2 separate regions of the Mus musculus genome follow, and region 2 is linked to region 1. A link is a loop called in an ENCODE intact Hi-C map of the cell type or tissue named here. Cell type or tissue: left cerebral cortex. All regions are shown on one strand. Each heading gives the region's core, and the rest is flanking DNA. Links, peaks and the distances in the headings are about the cores only.

Region 1 (9,177 bases), core at 423-8,422:
ATCCCATGACCGTAAATTGTGTATGTGTCCCTGTCCTACACACACACACATACACACACACACACACACATACACATACACACACACACACACACACACACACACACACACACACACACTCCACTTAGTTTACTGCAGTTTATATGGACCTATAATAACAGGCCAGCTCAGGAATGATGCCGGCCTCAACATTAACAGAAACGTGAGGAAGAAGTTTCCACTGTCACATACATTACTTTTGGGGTATGTAAGCTCCCAGTGTGGTTGGCATCTGAGAAGCAAATAATAGTTTTTCCAGATTCGAGTGGAAACACCAGCCTTGCCTGAGCATTGTCTTTTTACTTTTGCAACTCAAGATTCACCCAGATCTGGAAAACAAATGCATTTGTAATTGCAGCCTGTCCTCCTAAGGAATGGCCTGGTTTCATTCAAACTCTGCTTTGGAAGGCCCATCTCTGAAAGGAAGGACTAATCTGTGAGTAATTACACATTAGCCTAGCAGTGACAGGTTCCATATTTTACCCAAGCACTAAGACAAAGGACCTCTAGGGTGATGCCTTTGGGATTCACTTCAGATATACAGTGTACACCCAGAAAATAAATGGTAGAGTTTCACTGTTCATAAGTGGCTTAAAGACAATGGTCATACTGCCAAACCCTTCTCAACCTTGGTCATAGACATTTACTTTTGTGTGGGGAGCAGTTAACAAAAAGACTCATAGCTGGTCAAAGAACTAAGAACAAAAGACGGAAATTGCTCTGTCTCAAATGGGTCAGTATTACCAACTTCCTCACCAAGGCTCAGGGGACAGTGCCTAGGAGAAGCTAGAGCCATAGGATCAGGAGAAGTGTTGTGAAATGCTGTTTCCTGGTTATAACTAGGCCACTGCACTTAAAAACTCACAGTTGTGGTTACCTGCATAAGACCTGTACGAGATGAAGCCTGCTAAAACTACAATGTAGATACGGAAGGAGCTAGAGTAGTGGATAGTTCCTGAGAGAAGGAAAGTCATTCTTCAGAGGGTGACCCCTAGTAGGTTGCCATTCTCCAATTTACTGTCCCATACTCAGGCAGATATGAGCTGTATTAAATGGACTTAGTGTGTGAGAAAGGGATGGAGACTTATCAGGGAGAGTTAGAGGGAGGAAATGGGGAATATCATCATACTTCATCATATAAATATATAAAATTTTCAAAGAATAAGTTAACATATGTATAGTAAATAGTTGAAACAAAGAAACTGATGACAGACATTAAAATATGCAAACATATGAGGAAACTTTGTTTTAGATACAGAATAAAAACACACATTTACAAAGTATTAAACAAGGTCCCTTTGCCCTTCAAGTTCTTCTGATCCTTTTTGAAGTTTAGGGAGAGGAAAGAGGCAGAGACCTGAAGCCTGCAGATTGGCCTGGAAAGCCTTGGATGGGCTGTGAGTGATGTGTTAATGTATCATTGCTAACCTCTGCATCCATACGCAGGAGGCAGATCTACACTACTCAGATATCACCTCCATGAAATATCTACTAAGCTCCAAAGCTTCAGGACATTCCTTTGGGCATCGCAGCTATCCGTGTTCAGCAAGTGTCAGTGCTTTCCTGCGTCTTTGGAGGAAAAATAATTAAGCAGGCATCAATATTTTCTTTTCTAAAATGCAGAATGTATAAGTGACAAGTTGGGTGAAATTTTTGGATTGGCATCCTCAAAAATCAAAGCTTTCTCTGTTCCTATACCCTGGAATAGCAAGGATCATGGTTTGGGGGTGTCTCTATTGTCAGTTTTCCTGTGATTGCCCATGTCTACATGTTGTGAGACTAGGCCGGGGCCTAGCAAACACAGAAGTGGATGCTCACAGTCAGCTATTAGATGGATCACAGGACCCCAATGGAGGAGCTAGAGAAAGTACCCAAGGAGCTAAAGGGATCTGCAACCCTATAGGTGGAACAACATTATGAACTAACCAGTACCCCGGAGCTCTTGACTCTAGCTGCATATGTATCAAAAGATGGCCTAGTCGGCCATCACTGGAAAGAGAGGCCCATTGGACTTGCAAACTTTATATGCCCCAGTACAGGGGAATGCCAGGGCCAAAAAGTGGGAATGGGTGGGTAGGGGAGTGGGGGGGAGGGTATGGGGGACTTTTGGGATAGCATTGGAAATGTAATTGAGGAAAATACGTAATAAAAATATATAATTAATTAATTAATTAATTAAACTTTCTTACTTTTACATATTTCAATTTTTGAAAAAAATATAACAATTTGTTTATAGGGGGAAAATGACTACAGGGGTGAAAAGAAAGTCTTACTGTTTCTAAATTGAGAAAGATAGCTCCATTGTGGGTTGAAAGGACCCCGAAATACGTATTGACACCATGAGCCCAGTTCTTCATAATGTGACCTCACTTGCAAATATGATCTCTGTACATATACATTTGCATGCGTCTGTGTGATGCTGGGGACCAGACCCTGCCCCAAGACCTCATCACAGCTTTGTTCATATTATTTTATGCTCGGTTCCCCTACATTAAACAAGTATTTCTTGAACTTTTGAGCTCCAGCGATTCTTCTGCATAAGCCTTCTACACCGTGTAACAGAGTGTTTCTACTATGGGATGAACCCACTAAAGAAGAAATAGGAAAAAACTTACTGAAAAACACCAGTAACTTAAAAACATATAAAGTGGGGTTTCCTGAGAAGTTCAGAGAGAAAATGTTCCTGAAGATCACTAACTTTGGAATCCAACTCTCCAGTTTTATGGGACAACAAGATTCTCTCACAATACACTGACTGTACCATGGACCCATGAGTGGAAATAAATCTCAGCCCCCTTATGATGTTTCTGTCAGAGTATTTTACTACAGTAACAGGGAAAGAAAAAAAGAACAAGATACCACTTACTCTCATAACAACAACAAAATGTCAGTATACATAGCACCTTGTCCACACACGCCAAAGATGCAGCTAAAAAGACTTTGTCAACTGCTTCTTTTCCATATATAAATATCACGTTCTTATCAGTCTAATATAGTTACAAGAAAAAAGCTGAAACTTTTTGTATATAATCCAAATGCCCTCCTGTCCTCCAAATTCTTGAATCATATCCAAGCCTTTGGGTTCTGGAAACTGACCAATTCAGAGTAATATCCAAGCTTTTATTGAACGCTGATCAATTTAAACTATTAATCCTTTTTAAGTCCTCACTTCTAGTTTTTGTAGCCATTGAAGCAGTTTCTTCAGATGAAGAATTTCAAACTATACCCAAAAGAAAATCTGTGATGAGAAAAGTATCTGTTTCATAGATTAGAGGTACTGCTGAAACCATGGATCACTTGTAAGTTTATTGGGAATCCCTCTTTGTGGGGATAAGAGATTGGGACAGCCAACATGAGCTACTTGTTAAGATAAACACTCAAGAAAGTTTCACTTTAAGAGCAAATGAGTTTGACACACCAATACGATTTCCGGAACATAGTTTGCAAACAAGCTGAAAGGTAGAAAAGAACCTTCTGGAAATGCCATGTTTCACTACCCTCCCCCACACATATACAGCCAAGATGCCTCCTACTTTTAACACAGGAAACATTTGTGGGATGAGTGTAGATCTGGAAGCATGAGATGTTGTTACCAGATCAACTACATTTGAAATAAATTAAAAGTTAAGGTCACAGATGACTTTGTCCTATTGAGTTTCCGCTTGTGTTTTTTAAGACCTAACTCAAAACCTACAGACTTCCTAACTTCTCCTTTCTCTAGATTTCAATTCTGTTAACTTCTTGAAACAATCATTTTTTTAAATTTCATTGGCATACTCTAGTGTGTGGGGGTGTTGTGAAGATAGTGTCTCTTGAAATCGAGCCTCAAATTCTAATATTAAAACTTAACTATTTGTAATTTAGAATTTAGCTACATTGTTTCAAATAATATGATTGACGTCATATGAAAGACTTGGAGGTTGAATGATGCATTTTAAAAAGATTAAATGCAACTGAAAGAGTCTACCAGCATCTGCCTCGTCCTGACTCTGCTCAGCCAAGTCAGGAGAGATTTCTACTCTATCAGCCCTTGATAGCTAACAGCAGCCTCAAGACATCACTGTTATTTTTAAAACATTTGTTATCCAGAGCTTTACCACTGCTCAAATACACATTCCCCCATTTCAGCCTCAATTCCCAAGTATGCTTATAATTGTTCAGGGTGGAAGAAACCTTCTTACCAAAACAGAAGCTCCCGAGCTCCCACCTTTACTGTCCTATATAACTTAGGCTTGTGAGTAAATATCATCTTATTCCATGCTCTCCAAATAACTGGGGTAAAGCATAGAAAATCCCATCAAGTCAAATTAATTATGTACCTGCTTAACCCCACTCCAATGACTCAGTCTGAAACACCACCTTTTGCTTCGTTAGAAGACACGCTAAACCACAAGCCCCCTCATTCTCTCTTTCCCTCGCTCTCCTCTTCCTACTCCATTCCTGCTCCTTTCTTATCCAAAATTATCCATGTAACACTTTCAGAAACATTAAAAACCCAGCTACGTGTTTTTATGAATTCGCTGGCATTGACTCATACCACCACCAATCAGTCATTCCTTCTCTTCAAACTTGATGAAATCATAATGATTCATGAGCTTTACTTGGAAAGGCTGTGGAACACACTCTTGTGGGGTCGATCAGCTATTATATTACCCAAATAACTTAGTTTGTAAAATAATAGAATAGCTGCATCCCTACATAAATCTAACATGCCAGTGACTTATGTAAGATTTTGGTCATATTTGACACAAGAAAAAGTGAGGCTGGAGAAATGTGTAGAGATTTGGAACTCACGGGATCTTAGCTCCTCGAGGTGAGTAGGAATCTAGTAGCTTCTAGCTTGGACAAAGAGGTGAGAGTCTAACCTACTCATCCCAAACTCCATGAAACCAATAGTCACACAGAAGTTCTAAAATAACCAGAAGGAATACTTCTAAATAAAGGGAAATCTGAAGTAAAATAGTAAAATATTCAGGTTTAGAGAAAATATCCAAAGGATCCAAGTGAAAGAGATGGGATGGTGATCATGGTTCAGGGCCATAGGAAGCATAGAGGTAAACAGTAGTCTTCTGAGGTTTAAGAGAAACAGACTAATTCAATCTCTCTCTTTTATCTTAACCAATCAAAAAACACAGCAGCAAAATTTTAATGTTCCTTTTACAGACACCAGTTATGAGAAAGAGCAGAAACAGAATTCCCCAAATGGCAGTCCCAATTCAGTTCACTCTCAACATTACAAAGAGAGATTCTCTACCATATGAGTTAAGCAAGGACAGCACATACCACTGGAAAGGTTTGATGGTTATAGGGTTAATTCTGCAGCTTGAAGATTCTATGCCCCATTATAGGGGAATACTAGGGCCAGGAAGTGGAAGTGGGTAGGCTGGGGAGCAGGGGGAGGAGGAGGGTATAGGGGAGGAAACTAAGAAAGGAGATAGTATTTGAAATGTAAATGAAAAAAACATCTAATTAAAAAAATAATTCTGTAGCTTTTTCTAGTGTTGACTGCTACTATAAGTAATTAAATTAACTTCATTAAGTTCACCTTACATGTGCATTTTAAATTTTTTGTGTTAAATGAAATACTGAAGCATTATAGACTCCAATATAGCTCTTAGAATGTGAAAGGCATATAATTCATATCTGTTTTTTTTTTCAGAAAGTTATTTTCAAAATAAAAACATTTCCTATTGTATACACAATGGACTTTCTGTCACCTGTTGAAAAGTGACACTGAAAACCACATCAACTCCACTTTGTGAAGAGGATGCTGCCAGGAGAAGAGAAGGCACTGCCAGGAAAAGAGATTATAGTTCCAGTTTCCTTCTAACAGAGCTCAGGTACAAAGAGGATCCTTCCAGTCCAGTTTCTCCCTTGTTCATATCTTGACACAAAAGTTCACAACGTTTCTTCTCTGTCCCAGAAACATCTTTGAGCAGAGAACACTATGTATCACACAAAATGTCACACTGACACCATTCTAACTGGAAACTACACATTTCTGAAACTTCCTGAAGTCCCATGTTCCCTTTGATAGGGCTATGTCCAAAATTTACTGTCCTCTGGAAAATATTAAGAGGCCACAAATTTGCTCTGATGACATTCTGTGGCTGAGAAATGTCTTTAGAGACACAATTCTAGAGTTCTCAAAGAGCCAAGATTCTCATCCTTGGGAATTTGTCAGCACCCAAAGCTGTGTATCTAGGCAACCATGAGATAAAACAAGAGGCTGGATATAGAGCAACAAAGAAATGTTATGAATTTAAGAATCAGCAAAACACTCATCCTATGATCTAGTTGTCTAGTCTCCCTTCTTTCTGTATGGCAATGATTAACCAGAACATTCATGAATGAGACAGTGAATTTATCATCTTCTGATTCCTGTCCTTTTCATTTCTCCTCATGCCCAATGTCCATTCCAGATCTGTCATTTGTGTCATCTGGCCAAGCTTAGAAATAGTGTCTTCCACCCTTGTTGTTATGCCAGTGCTATGCCCACAGAACTCCCTCTGCTCAGCACAGCTCATCTCTTTAACAGAACAGGTGTTCCTTAGAGTCCACAGAACCCAAAAATGTCAACAAGCTGAAGAGCCCACTGGGGAGAGAGAAGAAAGCAACCATAATGGGGGAGGGAGAGAGGGACCTGGGAGGGAAAGCAGACAGGGGAGAGGAGAGGGGAATGTGATATGATATTGAGTGGGGGAAAAAAGGACTAAAGCCCTGAGGGTCAGCAGAAAGAATGGAAACAGGCAACCTCAGGAGGTAGGAGCTTAGGGGGGACCCTCCAGAATTCACCAGAGACCTGGGAGGTGAGAGACTCTCAGGACTTAAAGAGAGGGACCCTAGATGAAATGCCCTACAGTAGCAAGAGGGAACTTGTAGAGCCCATCTCCAGCAGGAAGACAGGACATCAAGTAAGGGAATAGGGCTGCTATCCCACAGTTACAACTCTGATCCATAAGTGTTCCTGTCTGAAAGAACTGCAGGGATGGAAATGGAGAAAAGCCTGAGGAAAAAAAGGTCCAGCAACAGGCCCAAAGTGGAATCCAGCTCAAGTGGAGGCCCCAAGGCCTGACACAATTACTGAGGCTATGGAGTGCTCACAAAAAGGGACCTAGTATGACTGCACTCTGAAAGACCCAAAAAGCAACTGAAAGAGTCAGATGCAGATATTTGCACCCAACCAATGGACAGAAGCTGCTGACCCCTGTAGTTAAATAAGGGAAAAGCTGAAAGAAGCTGAGGCAGAGGGTGACCCTGTAGGAGGGCCAGCAGTGTCAATTACCTGGACTCCTGAGATCTCTCAGATACTGGACCACCATCCAGGCAGCATGCACCAACTGATATGAGGCCCCCAACACATATACAGCACAGGACTGCCATGTCTGTGTTTAGTCAGAGATGATGCACCTAACCCTCAAGAGACTGGAGGCCCCAGGGACTTTAGACGTCTGGTGGCAGGGGAGGCATCCTTGTGGAAACAGGAGGGTGGGGAGGCTGTATGGGATGTAGAACATTCAGAGGGTAGACCAGGATGGGAATAAAATCCAGAGTGGAAGAAGAAGAAAAACATTAATATTAATAACAAAGATACATTATCTGAAAAGGCAAGTGACTTAGAGCTACACACAGCATGCTCACCCTGCCCAAGGCCCATTGTGCCCTAAAGGAAGAGCTTGCTGGTCCATACGAATGAATTTGCAGTGTTGAGAGGTAGATTACCATATGTCGAGAGCTCTCGGGTCATCTCAGAATTTCAGAACCTCCTTCAGATGCGCCTTCTCTATAAGTAGATTCCTTCAGCTCTGGGGTAGAATCAGAAGAGTGGAGACCATATGGCTTTAGGCTTAGGATACAGGAATGCTAATTCCAGTCCCTTAGAGTGGATGTTAATTGCTTTACCTCCCTTCCACTAATTAATTCATCTGAGAGTCTGTAGTTCGTGATTCCAGTTCAAGACCATTTCATATAGGACTTCAGACTATAAACACTGGTCACCTTAAATATCAAATTTATTTTCTCCACTGATGTCAAATACTAGGGAATCCCTCCTACTGATTCCAACTGTTCAAAAACTCCTATCAACATGGGCATTGGTAAGCGGTTTTTGTAAATTCACATGCGGGATTTGAAGTCTGTTCTCTAGAAACTAGAAAACTCTGTCATAAATAATATGCAAAGAAATAGATGGAAGAGTTTACCCATAGGTCACAGATAGCCAAACCCTACTTTATATCACAAAGTACCAAAATGGAATATATGTTTATTACAAATCTGAACAACCCAAGATATCTGTTTTGAAACCAATCATTTTATTTCCCCACTTCTAGAAGATATGCATTTCCTAATATCCCTTTCTGTTTATTTTACCCTAACTACCCTAAGAATAATTTATTTAGCAAGTAACTATGAACAAGGGTTAAGGTTTGATCTGTTGCTATATAATGTAATTCTAAATTCTGGCTCTGATTGCCCCCTGGATGAGGCGATTTTCACAGACCCAATTGATGCTACGTAACCTTGCCCACCAAGTTATCCCTTGTTGATCAATAAAGATGTCTACAACCTATAGCTAGATAGAAGAGAGATAGGTGGAGTTTCAGTTCCCAGAGTTGGGGTCTGAGGAGGACCATAGGGAAGTAGAATTTAATAGTTAAAGGGTAGATTTCTGTCCAGCTCTAGTTTTGATAAAGGCTTATTATGAATATAAAGGTTTTATGTCTTTTATCTGGGAACTGAATGGTCAAAGGCAGGATAAAAACACCCAATTGAGATTACATCTTTACAGCAACAAAAAAGCTTCAAAATGTGATAATTTTTTATTATTATTTTATTTATTTATATTCCAACTGTCGTCCCCCCTCCTGGTCACCCCTCCCACAGTCCCTCATCCCATTATCTCTCCCTCTTGCCTCAGAGAGAGGGTACTCCCCCTCTCCACCCTCCCACCAGACATCCCTCTTCCCTGGGGCATCAAGTCTTTCGAGGATTAGGAAGATGCCATAACTTTTGAAAGCAGTGACATATTTTTCACAACCTGGTCCCAGAGATTTGTTGAGTGACCCAGGTGATATCAAGACTCCATTGATGGTCCTGGGGAAGAGACAACCTATTCAACATTTCCTCTGAGTATTATCC
Region 2 (9,177 bases), core at 422-8,421, 100 kb after region 1:
CTCCACTATGTTCATAGCAGCCTTATTTATAATAGCCAGAAACTGGAAAGAACCCAGATGCCCCTCAACAGAGGAATGGATACAGAAAATGTGGTACATCTACACAATGGAGTACTACTCAGCTATTAAAAAGAATGAATTTATGAAATTCCTAGCCAAATGGATGGACCTGGAGAGCATCATCCTGAGTGAGGTAACACAATCACAAAGGAACTCACACAATATGTACTCACTGATAAGTGGATACTAGCCCAAAACCTAGGATACCCACGATATAAGATACAATTTCCTAAACACATGAAACTCAAGAAAAATGAAGACTGAAGTGTGGACACTATGCCCCTCCTTAGAAGTGGGAACAAAACACCCATGGAAGGAGTTACAGAAACAAAGTTTGGAGCTGAGATGAAAGGATGGACCATGTAGAGACTGCCATATCCAGGGATCCACCCCATAATCAGCATCCAAACGCTGACACCATTGCATATACTAGCAAGATTTTATCGAAAGGACCCAGATGTAGCTGTCTCTTGTGAGACTATGCCGGGGCCTAGCAAACACAGAAGTGGATGCTCACAGTCAGCTAATGGATGGATCACAGGGCTCCCAATGGAGGAGCTAGAGAAAGTACCCAAGGAGCTAAAGGGATCTTCAACCCTATAGGTGGAACAACATTATGAACTAACCAGTACCCCTGAGCTCTTGACTCTAGCTGCATATGTATCAAAAGATGGCCTAGTCGGCCATCACTGGAAAGAGAGGCCCATTGGACACGCAGACTTTGTGTGCCCCGGTACAGGGGAACGCCAGGGCCAAAGGGGGGGAGTGGGTGGGTAGGGGAGTGGGGGTGGGTGGGTAAGGGGGACTTTTGGTATAGCATTGGAAATGTAAAGGAGCTAAATACCTAATAAAAAATGGAAAGAAAAAAAAAAAAAAAAAAAAAAGAACCAAGCAAAAAAAAAAAAAAAAAAAAAAAAAAAAAAAGAATAAATATCCTAACCTGGCACAAGGTCACTGAAATTTGAAACTGAAGCCAGATCAAACTGATAACCATTCTGTAGATTTACTAAATTAGAAGACTCAGATAATATGCGAAGTTGGTATCTCATCACCCATTGGTTCCTCTCCCAGTGACAGTAAAATGAACTCGTAAAAGAGCTCTTTTGCTTTCTTACCACAGGATACCAATAAATCCATCATTTTATCCAGGTCCTTCTTTAATATGCCCTCTTTGAGAATATTTTGCTCATTCTGTGTACAGAGCAGAATGAAAGAGCTCCCAGATCAATGCTTCCTTTCTCTACCATTGTCAACAGCAATGGATGGCCCTGTGAAAGTAATATGGCTTTAATTTGAGTTTGGGTCACTAACAGCTAAGAGTAGCATGCAAATCAATATCACATCAAGAACATACTCTTCCCACAAACCATAATCCTAGACAAACGCCATGTGACTCAGTCTGCAAAAATGCCTCTTAAAACTCTGATGCCAGGTTGCAGTGCCCAGCAACTGCCAGCAGCTCAAACTCATGAGCAAGCAAAACCTAGAGTCAGTGAAATGCAGAAATACCTTGTCTTATTACCAAAAAAAAAAGTTTTAATTTGTCTTGGTAAGTGTATTAACATGACCCATCTTTAAGAAAGATATAATTTAACAACAAAAATGTTTATTTCTAGTTTAATGGAAGTATAGGGGAATGTTATATTAAAATCACATCTTTGGCTTCAGGAAAAGTTTAAACTAAAGCCAATCACAGGAATTTTGAATCCCAAACTCAAGTAGCCTCTAACATCCACCAAGATATTCCACGATCTTTTCCATAAGATATTTCTATTTTATACGAATTTAAATCAGTAACTTCTGTCATAAGGTGTAAGGAAATCGTATTTCTCTTTGTATCTGAGCCCTCAGACATCTACAATTCTCAGCATCTTGCTTTACACATCTATGATGCTTCACATTTGCCTCTGTTCTGTGGAAAGTTTTCTGAGATAGCCTTACTCTGTGGTATAAACATAAATATTTAGACAGGTTTATGCTATATCAATTTAGCTGAACGTCAGTCTTAAGTTGCTCCTAAAATTAAGGGCCTCATCAGTCATGGGTTTGTATGGGGTTTGCAATAGTAGGTGTTTGCTTGTGTGTTTATTTGTTTGTGTGTTTGTTTGATTATTTGTATGTTTAGTATGGTCCATAATTCAATCAGAGAATGGTTGGTAACAACCATAAGAGCCATGCCACCATTGCACCAATGGACACATCCTTCCTGGCAACTTGGTATTATACTTCATAAAGTTCACAACTAGGTAAGACTATTGGTGCCTTTATCCAACAATCCTACCCTAACAGCCCATATAGCTTCTTTTAGCACTATGGGATTTATCAGCACAAAGAACACTGCCTACTTAGTGTCAGCTTGATATTTCTATATGCAGCATGCAAGCTGTATGGTGTCTTCATTAACATCCACATACCATATGTATTCTGTCATGTACATTTCCAAAAAATAAAAATAAAAAAAATCCCAAGATAAGCAAAGATGTTGGTGAATGTTGGTGAATGCAGGGCTATGCAAAACACATATGACAAAATACAACAGACAAGTCATTTAAAGCATCTTCTTTTAAAATCTACATTCCTAGAAGCTTAGACAAGACTCAAATCTGACCCAGGAATAATCATGGCTGACATCTCTAAAAGTGATGTAATAACCTCAACTTTTTTTCAGATTTTCTGTCCTTTGAAGATTAAGTTTTCATATATCTACACCTTACTAGCATCCAGGTGAAAGTTGAGAAGGCACAAAGTTACATAATGAGCTAACAAACTACATTAGAGGACCCACTAGTGTAGTGAAAGTAAAAAACAGCTTAATCTTTACAATATCACCTTCTCTCAACTGCCCATGCTTGTTTTCATTAATTAAAGAAACAGGTGAGGAGAGTGTTGACTTGGAAATAGTTTTCAGGCTTTCTTAAACCTGAAAGTTTATCCCTATAAACCTATAGTTTATAAACCTTTCTTTACTCTTTTGGAACAAGTGCTATATTCCACTGTTTTAGTGATGTGAAAATGAAATGTCTCCACTCTTTTCTTTTTTCTTAGCCACCCTTACTTGGAGTTTTGCATTCATCCAACTGTGAGTACATTGCCCTTGGTTACAAATCCTAACTTAGAGTGGAATTTACTCTTGAAGGCTTGTGGGATTTTTTTTTTTAATTTGATTCCTGAACGGGGAGGGAGGCAATGAAGAAAATCAGTGCCTTGTCCTCACTCCCTGAACTAGTAGAAAGATCCAGAGCTAGAAAAAAAAAATCAGCTCTTCAGGCCTGACTCCTTGGTCACACACTGCCATTGTGGCTTCTGATAATCTGCTATCTGCTTTGAACATTTTGATGAATATTTCCCTTTGTTGGTGAACGGTACTGATCCTTAAGTCAGCTCATAGAACTCAGTCGTGTAGAGAAGAGGCAGGTTTAAAAGGCCCCCCCATAGGCTGTAGACAGGGGTTTCATCTCAGTCATAAGACCTCAAAGCTAATAATGTATGTCTGTACGGGCTGACACTAGAAGTCTGAAAGATTTAAAGGAGTCCTCATCTTGAAGCCCAGGTTAGCCAAGGTTGCCTAACCATACAAAGCTTCCTGAGATATTGGAAGAACTATTTATCCTAGTTTTATATTTTTAACATTGGAATACATTTCTATCCTGTAAATCTGAATCAAGGTTATAAGTCCCTGGACTCATTATACCAACATAAAGGACAAGAGTTAGAAGAATTGAGCAATCTTACAAATGCTAGCTCCTAGGAGCTAGAGCCAGGACTCAAACTAAGGATAAAAATAGTTGTGGTCATGCACAGTGTCTTATACCCTTATAGAGTAATTTTAGTCCAGAAACTTGACTGCTATGACAAGGGATCATATCCAAAGACCTTCTAGGTCTATGTGATCCCAATGGAATGCAAACATGCCCTGGATTACAGTATAATATGGCTAGAATACAGACATGCCCTTAGTATACACCTTTAACCCTAAACAATGAAAATAAGGTTAGTTTTTAGAAGGAAACAGCCATCTTTGAAAATGGCATCTAATTCTGGGACAAAGTGATGACTCAGAGAAAGATTTGACAGAATGAGTCAAATATAGGCTATGCCCAACTCTCCCAAGAACAGACAGGAAAAAGGCAACTTTAGAGAGGGTGTGCAGAGTGGGAGAGCAGGGGAAAGAAGAGGAGGAGGAGGAGGCAGCTTTACCGAGACAGGTTACAGGTGAAGACAGAACAAGCCAGAGAATGAGAAGGAGCCAGAAGATTAGAACAAATTGCCACAGTTAGTTTTAGGCTAAGCAGAGCAATCCAGTCAGAAACTGCGCAAAGATAATTTGTTTTTGTTTGTTTGTTTGTTTGTTTATTATGTGTTTTCCTCAATTACATTTCCAATGCTATCCCAAAACTCCCCCATACCCTCCCCCCCCCCACTTCCCTACCCACCCATTCCCATTTTTTTTGGCTCTGGCGTTCCCCTGTACTGAGGCATATAAAGTTTGTGTGTCCAATGGGTCTCTCTTTCCAGTGATGGCCGACTAGGCCATCTTTTGATACATATGCAGCTAGAGACAAGAGCTCCGGAGTACTGGTTAGTTCATAATGTTGTTCCATCTATAGGGTTGCAGATCTCTTTAGCTCCTTGGGTACTTTCTCTAGCTCCTCCATTGGGAGCCCTGTGATCCATCCAATAGCTGACTGTGAGCATCCACTTCTGTGTTTGCTAGGCCCCGGCATAGTCTCACAAGAGACAGCTATATCTGGGTCCTTTCAGCAAAATCTTGCTAGTGTATGCAATGGTGTCAGCATTTGGAAGCTGATTATGGGGTGGATCCCTAGATATGGCAGTCTCTAGATGGTCCATCCTTTTGTCACAGCTCCAAACTTTGTCTCTGTAACTCCTTCCATGGGTGTTTTGTTCCCAATTCTAAGAAGGGGCACAGGGTCCACACTTTGGTCTTCATTCTTCTAGAGTTTCATGAGTTTGGAAAATTGTATCTTATATCTTGGGTATCCTAAGTTTTGGGCTAATATCCACTTATCAGTGAGTACATATTGTGTGAGTTCCTTTGTGATTGGGTTACCTCGCTCAGGATGATGCCCTCCAGGTCCATCCATTTGCCTAGGAATTTCATAAATTCATTCTTTTTAATAGCTGAGTAGTACTCCGCAAAGCTAATTTGAATCAGTCAGGTAGGAGTTTGAGCCAGAACAGCTGGGTTGAACCAGCCAGCCAGAGTTCAGAAAGAACTAAAAAGGGTGAGCTTTTCAGCAGTAAGTCTCAGAGAAGACTACATCTGGTGAATAAGAGTTACTTTTACATAATCCTTTAGTCTGAGCACTTAGAAAACAGAGACGGATCAAAAGCCTGTTCGTAATAGCAAGTCCCAGGACAGCCAGTGTCCTGGAGACCTCGCTTTAAAGAACTAACAGCAAGGGGAAATAATGATAACAAAATTAATGGTCAGCAGAGTCAAGCAGTAAATGATTTTTATTAGTATTTTCCTATTGCTCTGTTCATTCAATTAGCTGTAGTATTCTAAAGTCTTACTGTGTTGCCTGTGGCTTACCAGACTTAAAATGAAATACAACGATTAGATGCAATACTAAGTAACCCTTCTATGGTATCCAATTAGCATGTTTGCTTAATTGTGGCTTGGCCTTCATTCCCCCAGAACATTAAATCTATACTTTTCTGGGCAATTCAGATTCGGGAGGTTAATTTTATTTATTTATTTGTGGTTTAGATCATAATTACATATGCTTTTAAAGTGTTATAGAATGAATACACAAGAGAAACTCAAACTGTGGTGCCAATGGCTCTGCTTCCTGATCCTGAAGCCTGTCTCCTGCTGGCATTAAGAGAGTGTCACTGTCCTAACTAGGATGATACATCAGCCCCATCTAGCCGGGAGAGTCTTCAGAAAAGCGGCCTTATACTCAGGACCAACCAAGAATGGGGAGTAAAGCATCCCAATGGACAATGGCTTAGAGACAACTAAGTCCAAAGGGCAAGTTGCTATAGCATTATACCCTCAGAGTATCGTTAGCTTTTGCTTCAGCAAAAACATTTTGCAAAAATCTGAGCATATCTGAGAGGCTCCTATCCTCCACTGTGACCTTCTGAGTATGTGCTCTGTGATCTTGGCTGATCATGCACACACACACACACACACACACACACACACACACACACACATCATCACCATCATCATCATCACCATCACCATCACCATCATCATCACCATCTCTATCTTTCCTTCTTGATCTCTGACCCGAAACTGAACATCCTCCAGAATGAGCTCTTAAACTGAGTATGGCCAAAAATTAGCCTACCCCTAAGTGGTTTTCCTATAAAAATACATAGAAGCCTCCTCAAAATCTCCATGCCTCTTTTGTTTGGTTGGAACATTGCTTGAAAATAATTCTTGAAATCAGTACAAAGTCTTTTCTTTCCAAAGAAAGGATGTGCACCTCTCTACGATGACCTGTGGAGCGTGGTTGGCAGAGTTTAAACACTCAGAACTGATTCAGGGTCATTCTGATCACTATCTAATCTCTCTATCTTCCTAACTATAGACTGACTTTCCAGGGGGACTAACTGGTTCAACCCTAGGGAAAATTCTTTTTCAAAAATACCATTCCAGGAAATACAAACCATTTCCACAAGATTATCTGTGCTGAGTGTGTGTGTGTGTGTGTGTGTGTGTGTGTGTGTGTGTGCGTGTGTGCGTGTGTGTTGGAAATTCTTTAGCAGCAAATGTGTCTGTAAGTCAAAGCAAACTAGTAAATTTTTCTCAATTAACAATTTAGTTATTTTAAATAAATGCCAAAATAGTCATTTAGTTAGAGTACCTAACCGTGCTAGATTTTTCTTACTATTATAATGCTGGTTGGTCACTCAGAATCTACTAGCTCAATAATTTCCAAGCCTTGCTGACTGCCAGGTGGCTTTTAAAATACATATTCCAGGCCCCACCCGAAGTCAGTGGTCTGGGAAGAAATCCAGGAATATATGTAGTAAAAACCATAACAAATTTATATCTGGCATTCAGTGTGTTCAGCACAAAAATTCCATCGAGTTAGAGAACCAGGGAGAAAAATGTACAGCAGATGCACGTCGTTATATAAAACCGAAGCCTACATGCATATCGATTTGATGCAAACTGAATGTGGAGTGTGGGTTTCTTCTCTCACCTAGGGCTTCTGATTAATCAGGGAAGCCCTCTTACATATTTTACACCTGCAAGGTAAAAACTTAGAGACATCTGTCTCTAAGAAACCAGAGTAGGACTTAGTTTAATTATAGTTTGTTCGACTGACTTAGAAAGGAGAAAAAAAAAGCAGATAGTACCAATCTCTTTCCCATAAGATTGTTGGTTTACATTATTTTCATCATACTTTTAGTATTGGAGGAACAAATATATCAAGCCAGTGAGTGTCCTTTTATAAAAGTAGAGAGTGGGCTGAAGAAGACACATGAAGAGTCTTTTGTTTCTTAAGAGCCTCACGCCTGGTGACTAGGCTAGTTAACAAATCTTGGAAAATAGTAACAAGGCTTCTCGATAGAATCCGGGGCTTCCCAAACTTGATATAAATCCATATAAATCCACAGAAAGTCTTCTTACAATACAGATTGTAGTTCAGCATATCTGAAATGGAACCAGAGAATCTGAATTACTAACGAGTTTAGCATTGTAAGATGACCTAAACACGATCTTTATGGTGTCACCTTTTTTATTTATGTCAATAAGCTGTAGTTAAAAGTGGGCTTTCTCCTACCGAATATGGTGACCTAATCCTGTAAGTACCTAGCACTTGGGATGGCCGTGAGTTCAAGGTCACCCTGGGATATACAGTGTGTATCATGACAACCTATTTAAAAATTATAAGATTTGTTTTATCCTAAGCTTCAGTAAAGTAACTTCTTTTAAGCAGAAGTGCATTAGGTAACCTTTCCCAATAACAACAAATGATATTTTTTTTTCAAACTCTCCAAGATGGGCTATGTTCCGTGGAAAGCTGTTTTGGTGCTGGCCAAAACCAAAACAGAGCATGTTTTCATTCTCCGTTATGTCAGAGTTACCAACACCTTTCTACTGTCCTCACAACACAATGGAAATTAAACAAATTTGTTCTTGTAGCACTGGCTTACAAGGAAGAAAGTTATATTTAGAAAATGTCAGAATACCTACTTCTGACTCTTCTAGTATCCGCTGTGCATTTGGGCTTTCCCAATGGCAGTAGTTAACAGTGAGCCAGAATACGTGATGTTTTGGCAACAGATGTCTACTCGATGAATCGGGAGAGGAAGGAGCAGTGGAGCTCGCAGGGGAACTGGGTGGGCTGTGGATGTAGCCCTCACAGGTTTTCTCTTGATAAAGATACTTGATTTCAATCGTCAGAACACCACAAAAGGAAATGTAATCAGAGTACTCATTTCTTCCTATTCATCTGGCTCCTGGCACGACTGCCACTTTGACCCATGTTTAGTAATCCACTGCATTTTGGCAACGGTATCACCTATTCCCAAATATGACGTATTTACACATTAGATGGGGCTATGGAGAGTGGCATCGCTGTGTGAGGAGTTTTGCTCCTAGTGGCTTGAGAAGTTTGTATGAGTCTGTGTGCTGGCAGGTTTCAGATGGGTTTCTTTACAGGTTAGGAGTACCCCTTTCAACCATCAAAAAAGATCCACTCAGGAGCCAGGATGCTCAAGAATACTTCATCTTTGAAGAACACCCCTTACAAATGACAATCCACAGATGAGATTTTTAAATCCTACTACAACAGAAAGGCTTACATTCAAAGCACAGAGAGCTCTTCCCTTGGTCTGTTTATTCTCTAAATCACATTAAGGTTTTATGAGGTAGAGTCTGATCAAGAGAGCTGCTGTATCAGTAGGCTGACAAAGGCTGAGTCTACACAGGTAGCAGGGCACATTCCTGTGTATTAAAAAAGACTAATTCAGTAAGACAAAAAGAAAATACCAAAACCAGACCAGAAAAACATGTAATTCATTTTGTATTGGCCTGTCCCTGGGCACGGGGCGTGTCCTGGAGTATAACTAATATACCTTGAGGGTAGAGAGGTAGGAAGGATCTGGAAGAAGTTGTGTAGGGGGTGG

The links. Peaks named below come from ENCODE experiments on the same cell type or tissue, not always from the same donor. Only the 100,000 strongest peaks of a DNase experiment are listed, where the experiment ranks them.
Region 2: a loop joins it to region 1, with 2.4 times the contacts of the local background. A loop is called at or near these places in 3 of 42 quality-filtered maps.

Annotation. Positions count from the first base shown.
Region 1 is chr16:87,017,620-87,026,796 of GRCm38, forward strand. The region is part of intron 2 of Gm38477 (a long non-coding RNA gene); the gene reads right to left. Among named protein-coding and RNA genes, the nearest start is that of Gm38477, 27 kb to the right of the region's middle. In left cerebral cortex, for the core only: no CTCF peak of the experiment used is centred there; DNase peaks (open chromatin) are centred at 3,557, 4,517, 6,269, 6,496 and 1 more place; H3K27ac peaks cover 1,036 bases.
Region 2 is chr16:87,117,630-87,126,806 of GRCm38, forward strand. Gm32865 (predicted gene, 32865) reads right to left here. Exons shown (of 2, transcript NR_153792.1): 2 at 7,407-7,699. Among named protein-coding and RNA genes, the nearest start is that of Gm32865, 6.2 kb to the right of the region's middle. In left cerebral cortex, for the core only: no CTCF peak of the experiment used is centred there; DNase peaks (open chromatin) are centred at 4,143 and 7,100; H3K27ac peaks cover 321 bases.